Regions from separate parts of the Homo sapiens genome. Here region 2 is linked to region 1. Evidence: chromatin loops called from intact Hi-C (ENCODE). Cell type or tissue: GM12878. All regions are shown on one strand. Each heading gives the region's core, and the rest is flanking DNA. Links, peaks and the distances in the headings are about the cores only.

Region 1 (4,405 bases), core at 188-4,187:
ATACTTTGGCAAGACCCTAGGAGGCTCAGTAGTCCTCACCTCTCTACTGCCTCTTTCCCACCCTCCAGAGCAATACAATTCTTCCCCTTGTCTCATGCAAAACTCCTTAAATTTTATCTGTTGTCAATACACAAACCCTCTACCCCAACCCCTTATCTCAGAATTTTGTTCAAGCAAGGAATGTTGGTGTCAATTGCTAAAATAATGTTTCCTCTGTCTGATTACATGAGAAAATTATAATAATGTTCCCTCTGTCTGATTACATGAGAAAATTCTAAGTAGGAGTGGTAAAAAAAAGAACCCTGAATGCTGAAAATGGCAATTTTGCATCATAATTTGTGCCAATTCCAAATACCAGAAAAGCCACAGTAGGCTTAGGGAGAAGTTGCCATTTTGGAAGGGCAGAGGAGTGCCAAGAGAAAGCTTTCTAGAAGCTGGGCATTGGGTTTAGACCCACTCATGCCCATCTACCTTCAGCTCTAGCTCTAGCTCAAAAAGGATTCCAATAAAACCCATGAATAGAGAGCAGGGCCCAGGGCACTCTGTTGGCAAAGACCTATTCAAGATGTATCTCATCTTTGTTTTGTTTGTGAGGTTGGTAAAAGAAGAAAGCATCTTTTAGTGGGTTTATTGGCTCTTTGCATAACTTTCTTCTAAAGTGCATGTTCAAGCAATTTGTCCAATAAGAAAAAAGTCAAATAACTCTAATTTTTAAAAGGGGCAAGTGATTTGATCAGGGACTTTGCAAAAGTGCATGCCCAAGTGTCTAATGGACAAATGAAAAGATACCAACACTTATCTTTAAAAAATTAACTAAAATAAACAACAAAATTACTATAATATAAAGTTTTCGTGAGGATGTACTGCAACTGAAAATCTTAAATATTGAGAATATAAATTATTACAAACACAGTTAAAGGAACTAGTTGGTTGTATCTACTAAACCTAAATATAGACCTACTGTACGAACCACCCTGCCCAATCATAGTTTCATACCCAAGAGAAATGAGTACGTTTTCCCACAAAAAGAAATAAACAAGATTATTTACAGCAGGCTTATTCATAATTGCCAAAAGCTGAAAACAACCCCACTGACCATCAACAGAAGAATGAATACATAAATTGTGGTATAGTCAAATAATGGACTACTTATATACAAATTAAAAAAAAAAAACATTGATACACACATAATTTGGATGAATCTTTAAAACATAGTATGTGCAAAATAAACCAAAATAAAAAGTGCATACCACATCTATATGCAGTTCAAGAGTAAGAAAATCTAATTGACAGTGATTGAAGTCAAAATGTGATTATTCTGAGGTGGAGTATTGATGACGAAGGCGCAGAAAAGAACCTTCATGGGTCCTGAAAATATTCTCTGTCTTAATCTGTATGGTGATTACACAGATGTATATAAAATTTTATCAAGCTCTACATAAGGTGATCGTTCTTCATGTGCTTAGTCTGTGTGAAACACATTTATGCTTCTTATTTCACCAAAAAAATGGAAACTTTGCCCACTCCCATGAGAAAACTAATTTTCCCATTTCAAAAATAATCTTGAAACTGGGAGGTTTAAAAAACAATTCAGGGTGCATCTTGAAAGACTGGTAAAAATTGATCAGGTAAGAAAGAAAATCAAGTTTCAAAGACTGGGAAGCAAGACAAAATAAGAACCATTGAGTATTATAATCAGTATGGAACCAACAGGAAATACATGTGAAATATTCTAGATTATTAACAACTTGAGAAACTTGCTCTTGGATTTCCAGAAAAATAGGAATCATGAAAATGCAAAGTCATCTAAAAGGCCTACTTCAATGATTCATTTACATGAATTAGTTTTTCACTCTGGAAAATAAACAAAGAAACGGGTGCTCTGTTCTTCCTGAAGATGGAATCCAGCAGTTACCAAAGGATGCCAGTCTGGCTTGAATTTTAGCATCTACATCCTCATCCCAGATGCACGGGCAGAGGATTAATAAAAACACAAGTCAAATTGTTTTCTCTATAACCATCAGCCGCATTCTTCGTTTGTAAGAATAAAGTCTTGGGTCCCCTTATTATCATTCTTCTTGTCCTCCTCAATTATGCCTGGGCAGAATGCCTGTGGGATATAGACTAGTGACTAAAAGTGTCCTATTCATTACCATGAATGTCAGCCTTTCAACCCAGACCAAGAAGCCCTGAAATGTGCAGGGGACAGGCATTCCTCAGCTAATAGTAGGCTGTTGTTTCAATTAACTAAAGCAGCACCTTGGCCTCCTAAGCAGTGACTGACTGGGGCAGGCTTAGGAATACTTATCTCATGGGAACAGACTTGATGCTATCAGGTCTGGCTTTATAACATCTCTGTGTAACATCTCTCACCTTTTGGTGGCCAGAGAAGTAGGTCAGAGGGGGAGGCCTGGGTAAGCCACAGAGGCAGAAGTGGGGCCGTGCCTCGCATGCACCATCACGTCATCTCCATGACACGGACATTTTCCCCGCTGGTCTGGTGCCTTCCCATCACTGGCTATAACATGAGGGCCCACCTTGTGGTTTCAGCCTATTTAGAAAGGACAGATTCATCACTGCAACTGCCTGCTTGAGTCAAAGATACTGTGTGTCTTTATCTCCCAGCTGCAAAAGCTGATAAGAATGCAGAGGTGATGTGATAATTTGTAGCTGATTATAGGAATTTTTGACCTACAAATGGAGAGAGAGAGAGAGAGAGAGAAGAGAATGATTGCTGATTGCTGCTATTGTATGTATCTTTTTATGCTTTTATGTTTTTGGATTTTGCCAGGAAAAGCGAGAAAACCCCATCATATCTCCTGAGTTTGACTTTGGAAGACACAGGGGTAAGAACTGACTCTAATATTTCCTGAATATGAAACTTCAGGGCAGTCTCTTAAATTCCATGGATCTAGAATATTTCATCTGTATAAGAAGGTTCTCAACAAGAGGCTCCCATAGGTCCCTCTCATCTTTGACATTCTAGAATTCTATAAGGTTTTGCTTTTTTATTTCCAGATTAAAATATACCAAGATCAAATCTCGTAAACTTGAAACAGAGCAGCACTTTGCAGGCATGGCAGATGCCAGCATTTTCAACCTCACACTGCCAGCTGAAGCTCACCTCTGCTTTCACTTACTGGATGTGTGACCTTGGGCTCTCTCTGTAAGACGCTTAAACCTGCTTCCTTCTCTGTAAAATGTGGGTAATAACGCTTACATCTCAGAGTTGTTGCGTTTTCTATAAAGCCAGCTAAGATGGCTGACTTAGAACATTAGCTATTATTATGACTATTCCTCAAGCTCCTGTGTACTTGGGCACTGACTCTGGAGCCAGACTTCTTAGGTTCAAATTCAAGCTCTGCCAGTTTCTATTTGTGTAACCTTGAATAAATTGCTTAACTTCTCTGCCTCAGTTTCGTTATCTGTAAAATGGGGATAATAATATCATTTACCTCATTGGGTGGTTGTGTGAATTAAATGGATGAATATGTATCATGTCCTTAAAGTGGTATTCGGCATAGAGTAAATACTATGTAAGTGTTTCATAAGTGAAATAAAATAAGTGAAATACACATATATTTGTGTGTACATATATATACATATGAAAGTGCTGGCGCAACACAGGTTCAATAAATGTTGGACATGATGATCATCGCCACAAAAATCCCTTTTTTAGGACTAGAGATGAAGCTTTAGAAGCCAGTTCCTGTGTCTGGCATGTGTTGGCAGTGGAGATGGGGAAATAGGAACCTGTCAGAGAAAAAGCACCAAGGTCATTTCAGCAGACCCAGTCACTGAGAATGCTTCTGCTTGGGGATGGAGGTAAGCAGAAGGCAGACACAGAAGAGGACTCTAGACTTCTGTCTGGGCAGCACTGTAGATGGTGGTAGCTTTATTTGAATGGAAACTCCAGGAAGCATCAGATTTGAGATGAAAGAAAATGGGTTCATGTTTGGATATGTTGAGTTTGCGGTTCCTACAAGACACTTCAAGGCAAAAGAAACCCTCTTATCCAAGCAAGACCTGCACAGAATCCTGGCCAAGGTGCTGTCCGACAACCATGTGAACCGTTTTGCTTTGTCCACAACAACTCATACTCAGTATTCAAAAACACTAAAGACAATCAATAGATGTACTTGTCCCCTGCCACCTGCCTGTGAGGCCTTTTGGAGGTCTGCAGGTCCAGCGTCTCCTAAGATCAACAGCCCTTGACAATGTTCAGCCATTTGTCCTTTACAAAGTGTTTTCATGTCTCTGATCCTATTTGAGCTTGTGAAAAGATTACCATCCCTATTTTATTTATAGGAAACTGGAGTTGGGACTAGACCCATGTCTTCTCTTTGTCCAGAACACTCTTTGCTATCACTTGATTAGCACCAACTGGTAGGAACTGTTACCTACT
Region 2 (4,405 bases), core at 134-4,133, 130 kb after region 1:
GTAAAACAGGATATGAAAGGCTGAAAAGGGTGGAGGAGGGAGAGGATAGGACAAGATTTGTTAAAAGACACAAAATTACAGCTAGATAGGAGGAATAAGTTCTAGTGTTCTGTACCACAGCAGGATGAGCATAGTTAATAATATATTAAATAGTTTAAATAGCCAGGAGGATATTGAGTATTGAAGGAGGATATGGAATGAACAAAGAAATGACAAATTCTTTAAATGATGAATATACTAATGACCCAGATCTGATCACTATACACTATATATGTATCACAATATCACTATGTACCCCATGAATATGTACAATTATTATGTGTTAATTTTAAAAATTAAATGTAATTTAAGTATATATAGTATATATATAAAACAAACTTGGAAACTCCAGATGGGTATGAATCTCAATCTCTTTCTAGCTGCATGGTCTTGGGCAGTCCATGTAACCTCTCCGAGCTTCTATTTCCTCATCTATATAATGTCCATAATAATACCTGATATGGTTTGACTGTGTCCCCACTCAAATTTCATCTTGAATTGTAGTTCCCATAATCCCCATGTGTGGTGGGAGGGACCTAGTGGGAGGTCATCGAATCATGGGGGTGGTTTCTCCCATGTGATTCTCATGATAGTAAGCTCTCATGAGATCTGATGGTTTTAGAAGGGGCTTCCTCCTTCTCTCAGCTCTCATTCTTCTCTCCTGCCATCTTGTGAAGAAGGACATATTTGCTTCCTTTTCCACCAAAATTGTAAGTTTCCTGAGGCCTCCCGGGCCCTGTGGACCTGAGTCAATTAATCCTCTTTCCTTTATAAATTACCCAGTCTCGGGTATATCCTTACAGCAGCATGAGAACAGACTAATACCTACCCTAGTTATCCCACAAAATCATTGAGTAGGTGTCATATGAGTATTGGTTATCATGATTGTCATAATGAGACAATTTGGCGAGATGAGGAAATGAAAAATATTAGGAAAACCAATCATTGCAATGGGGAAATAAAAACAAAACCAAATGTATGAGTTTCTCCCTACCTCATCTGCTGTTCTGGCCTTTTCAACAATTCGAAGGACCTACCTGCTAAAGCCCATCTTGGTTTCCTGATGGAAGTGATGCTGTGAGAGATCCACAGAATGTCATAGATAAGAATACTGCTAACTAATGGGGAAATGCCAGCAGACCATGCACTCTCCCCTAAGCAGTCCCAGAAACACAGAATTTCCTGAACCCAAGCCTTCCTCCATCCACCCAGGAAGGTGAGGGGTTTGGGGACACCATTCCTAATAAAAGCCTTATCTGTGTGCCTGACGCTAGGCTAAGATTTTCACATACATTTCCTTATTTAGTCTGTACAATTGCTCTGCAACATAGATATAATTCTCTAATATAATAGTTAAGAAATGTGAAGCCCTTTAGAAGTTAAGAAAGTTGCCTAAAAGCTCACAGTTAGAGTCAAAGCTGAGATTCAGATCTTGCTTTGAGTCAAAGTTAGTGTACTCCCATTTCCACATCATCTCCCAAGTCAAACCCGAACAAGCCACGACCAAAGGATTCCATGCTCTGCAATAAGCATTTATAATTTCACCTTCAATTCTTCCATTTATAGGGGAAAGCTTGCATGTAATTAATTTAAGGATGATTTCTCCATAAATTATACTTCAATCTAGTTCTATATTTAAATAATTAAGTTTGAAACAGAAAGACTAATGAAACTAATGGTTACCAAATTACTCGATTTTGAAAATCATTGATTTTCTCATTTGCCTGCTAAAATTAATCAATCTCATTTACATATACAGATTGCATTTGCTTTAGCTTTGAGATATTTGTTTTCCAAGTTTTTCCACCAGTTTCAAAATCCACTTTAAAAAAAACTCAGTTCTATTTCAATTATGCTTATTTGCATGGAAACCAAAGCCTTACTGCTCTAATTAATAATATTATGATTGTTCCTTTTATTTGAATACAATGTCCTTGTAACTTAAAGAATAAAGATTCAACCCAGCCAAGCAACTTTAAAAATACATATGGAAATGATCAGTATAATACAATTTCTTTTGGTAATAAGATAAATAAAAGCAAATTCTCCTGTTACAAAACACACAAAAAAATCCACTTTACAAAATACCTTTTTAGCAATTTCTACAAAACAATACTCTAAGATCTTATGACCATGTCATACTAAATGTCTATATATATGATGAGAAGGTATTTCCTGGAATGACTAGTGGGTGGGATAAGCCTAAAAGGATTTCCAAGAAATACAGAAACATAAGGATCCAATAATTTGAAAAAGGATTAAAAATATTCTAAGACTTTCAAAGTGCAAATTACCACGTACAAATTTGGTGGTTATAATAAGCCTTTTCTTTGCAATAAAATGAAAATTTAATAGAAAACGTATAGGAAGTGCAACTATTGAGTTGTGAAACTTTTGTTTCAGTTTTACTTTTCATATGCGGGCATGTAAATATGAGTGTACAGGCTGGGTACGATGGCTCAAACCTGTAATCCCAGCATTTGAGGAGGCCAACGCAGGTGGATCACTTGAGCCCAGTAGTTCAAGACCAGCCTGGGCAACATGATGAAACCCCATCTCTACAAAAAGTACAAAAATGAGCTGGGCATAGTGGCATATACTTGTAGTCCCAGCTACTCAGGAGGCTCAGGTGGGAGGATTGCTTGAGCCTGGGAAGCAGAGGTTGAAGTGAGCTGAGATCATGCCATTGCACTCCAGCCTGGGTGACAGACCAAGACCTTCTCTTAAAAAAAAAAAAAAAGAGGTTATAAGAGTGTGTGTGTGTCCTGAGTCATGAGTCATGGTCATGAAAGAAAATGTATTTGTTACTGTGGACTAAGGTCAAAAGTTTAAAAACCACTAACCCAATTGATCCATTGACCAGATGGAGTTTTGAAGGACTGATATTTTAGAGACTTCTGAAAATAATAATAGACTTTGTCATCAGACAGCTGGGTTCAACTCTCAACAAGTAACTCAATCTACCTAAATCTTGGTGTCACATTTGTAAAATGAAAATAATAGTAACACCTCACAAGTTTGTTTTGACATTAAAAAAAGATAATGTATGTGAGGTGTTTAGCACAGTGCCTGGCATATGATAATCAACAAATCTTGGCTATCATTTTCTAGAACTGCTGGAGAGCTTCTTTGTCTCTGATTAAAACATACCCCCTTCAAGGTGTATTCATTTCCTCTGAGTGACATCTGTCACCTCTTTAATGAGTTTTTTACCTTTTGTCCATGTTCAGTTGCTCCTCCAGACAGCCAAGGACCAGAGGCAGAATTCAGTGACCAACACTAAACATGAGAAAGAGCAGCCTCTCAGCAGTCCATGTGCATACTGATCCCCTGCTTAGCTTCAGACTCCATGTCAGTCGAGGTGAAGAAATAAAAAGGAGGTGAAACTGGCCCAATTGTCCCATAGAATTGATGTATGGTTTCTTTTGAATAAACACAGAAATTGAACCTTCCAGTCTTAAAACTTCAGAAGTTTACTTTTGTTTTATCGGAGTTCCTTTTTCAGGAAATCAACCATCAGTCCTGCCAAATAGTATCAAGGAACTGAAACTCACTAGATCACAGTATCTGGACAATGAGATGCCAGACCCCTCACCTGTCATAACTGCCTAATCAACCACCCACTGCCTGTTGACCAGCTCCTCTTCCTTACCTCTCACACACGGTTACATTTCTTTCTCCACTATATAAACCCCTAATTTTAGTTGTTGGGGAGACACATTTGAGACCGATTTCCCATCTCCTTGGCTGAAACACCCGATTAAAACTTTCTTCCCTGGTAATACTCATTGCCTCAGTGATTGACTTTCTGTGTAGTGAGCAACAGGACCTACACTGAACCCCTCGTGTTTCAGTAACAAAGGGTCACACATCCCTGTACCTCCATCTTATGCTACTTTTTTTTTTTTTTTTTGAGACGGTGTCTTACTCTGTCGCCCAGGCTACAGTGCAGTGGTGCAACCCTGGCTCACTGCAACCTCTGCCTCCTGGGTTCAAGCGATTCTTATGCCTCAGCCACTACAGTAGCTAGGATTATAGGTGTGCACCACCACACCTGGCCAACTTTCATATTTTTAGTAGAGACGGGGTTTCACCATGTTGGCCAGGCTGGTCTCGAACTCCTGACCTCAAGTGATCCTCCCGCCTCAGCCTCCCAAAGTGCTGGGATTATAGGCCTGAGCCACCGCACCTGGCCTATGCCACTTTCAAATAAAAATGCTAACATAACTAGGGAGATTCTGGGCCATCTTGGAATTCTTCATGACTCCTGGATCCTTTGTTTCTGTCACACTTGTCGTCTTCCGTATGGTTTACTTAGGCATAGAATGGGGAAAAGGAGATTCTAGAGAAGAAAAAAAATGCTAAG

Evidence for each region. Hi-C counts contacts between places; a loop is a spot of excess contacts. Peaks named below come from ENCODE experiments on the same cell type or tissue, not always from the same donor. Only the 100,000 strongest peaks of a DNase experiment are listed, where the experiment ranks them.
Region 2: a loop joins it to region 1, with 2.3 times the contacts of the local background. A loop is called at or near these places in 1 of 110 quality-filtered maps.

Annotation. Positions count from the first base shown.
Region 1 is chr2:12,072,418-12,076,822 of GRCh38, reverse strand. The region is part of intron 2 of MIR3681HG (MIR3681 host gene); the gene reads right to left. Among named protein-coding and RNA genes, the nearest start is that of MIR3681HG, 68 kb to the right of the region's middle. In GM12878, for the core only: no CTCF peak of the experiment used is centred there; a DNase peak (open chromatin) is centred at 2,442; H3K27ac peaks cover 841 bases.
Region 2 is chr2:11,943,723-11,948,127 of GRCh38, reverse strand. No RefSeq gene overlaps it. Among named protein-coding and RNA genes, the nearest start is that of MIR3681HG, 61 kb to the left of the region's middle. In GM12878, for the core only: no CTCF peak of the experiment used is centred there; a DNase peak (open chromatin) is centred at 2,477; H3K27ac peaks cover 1,105 bases.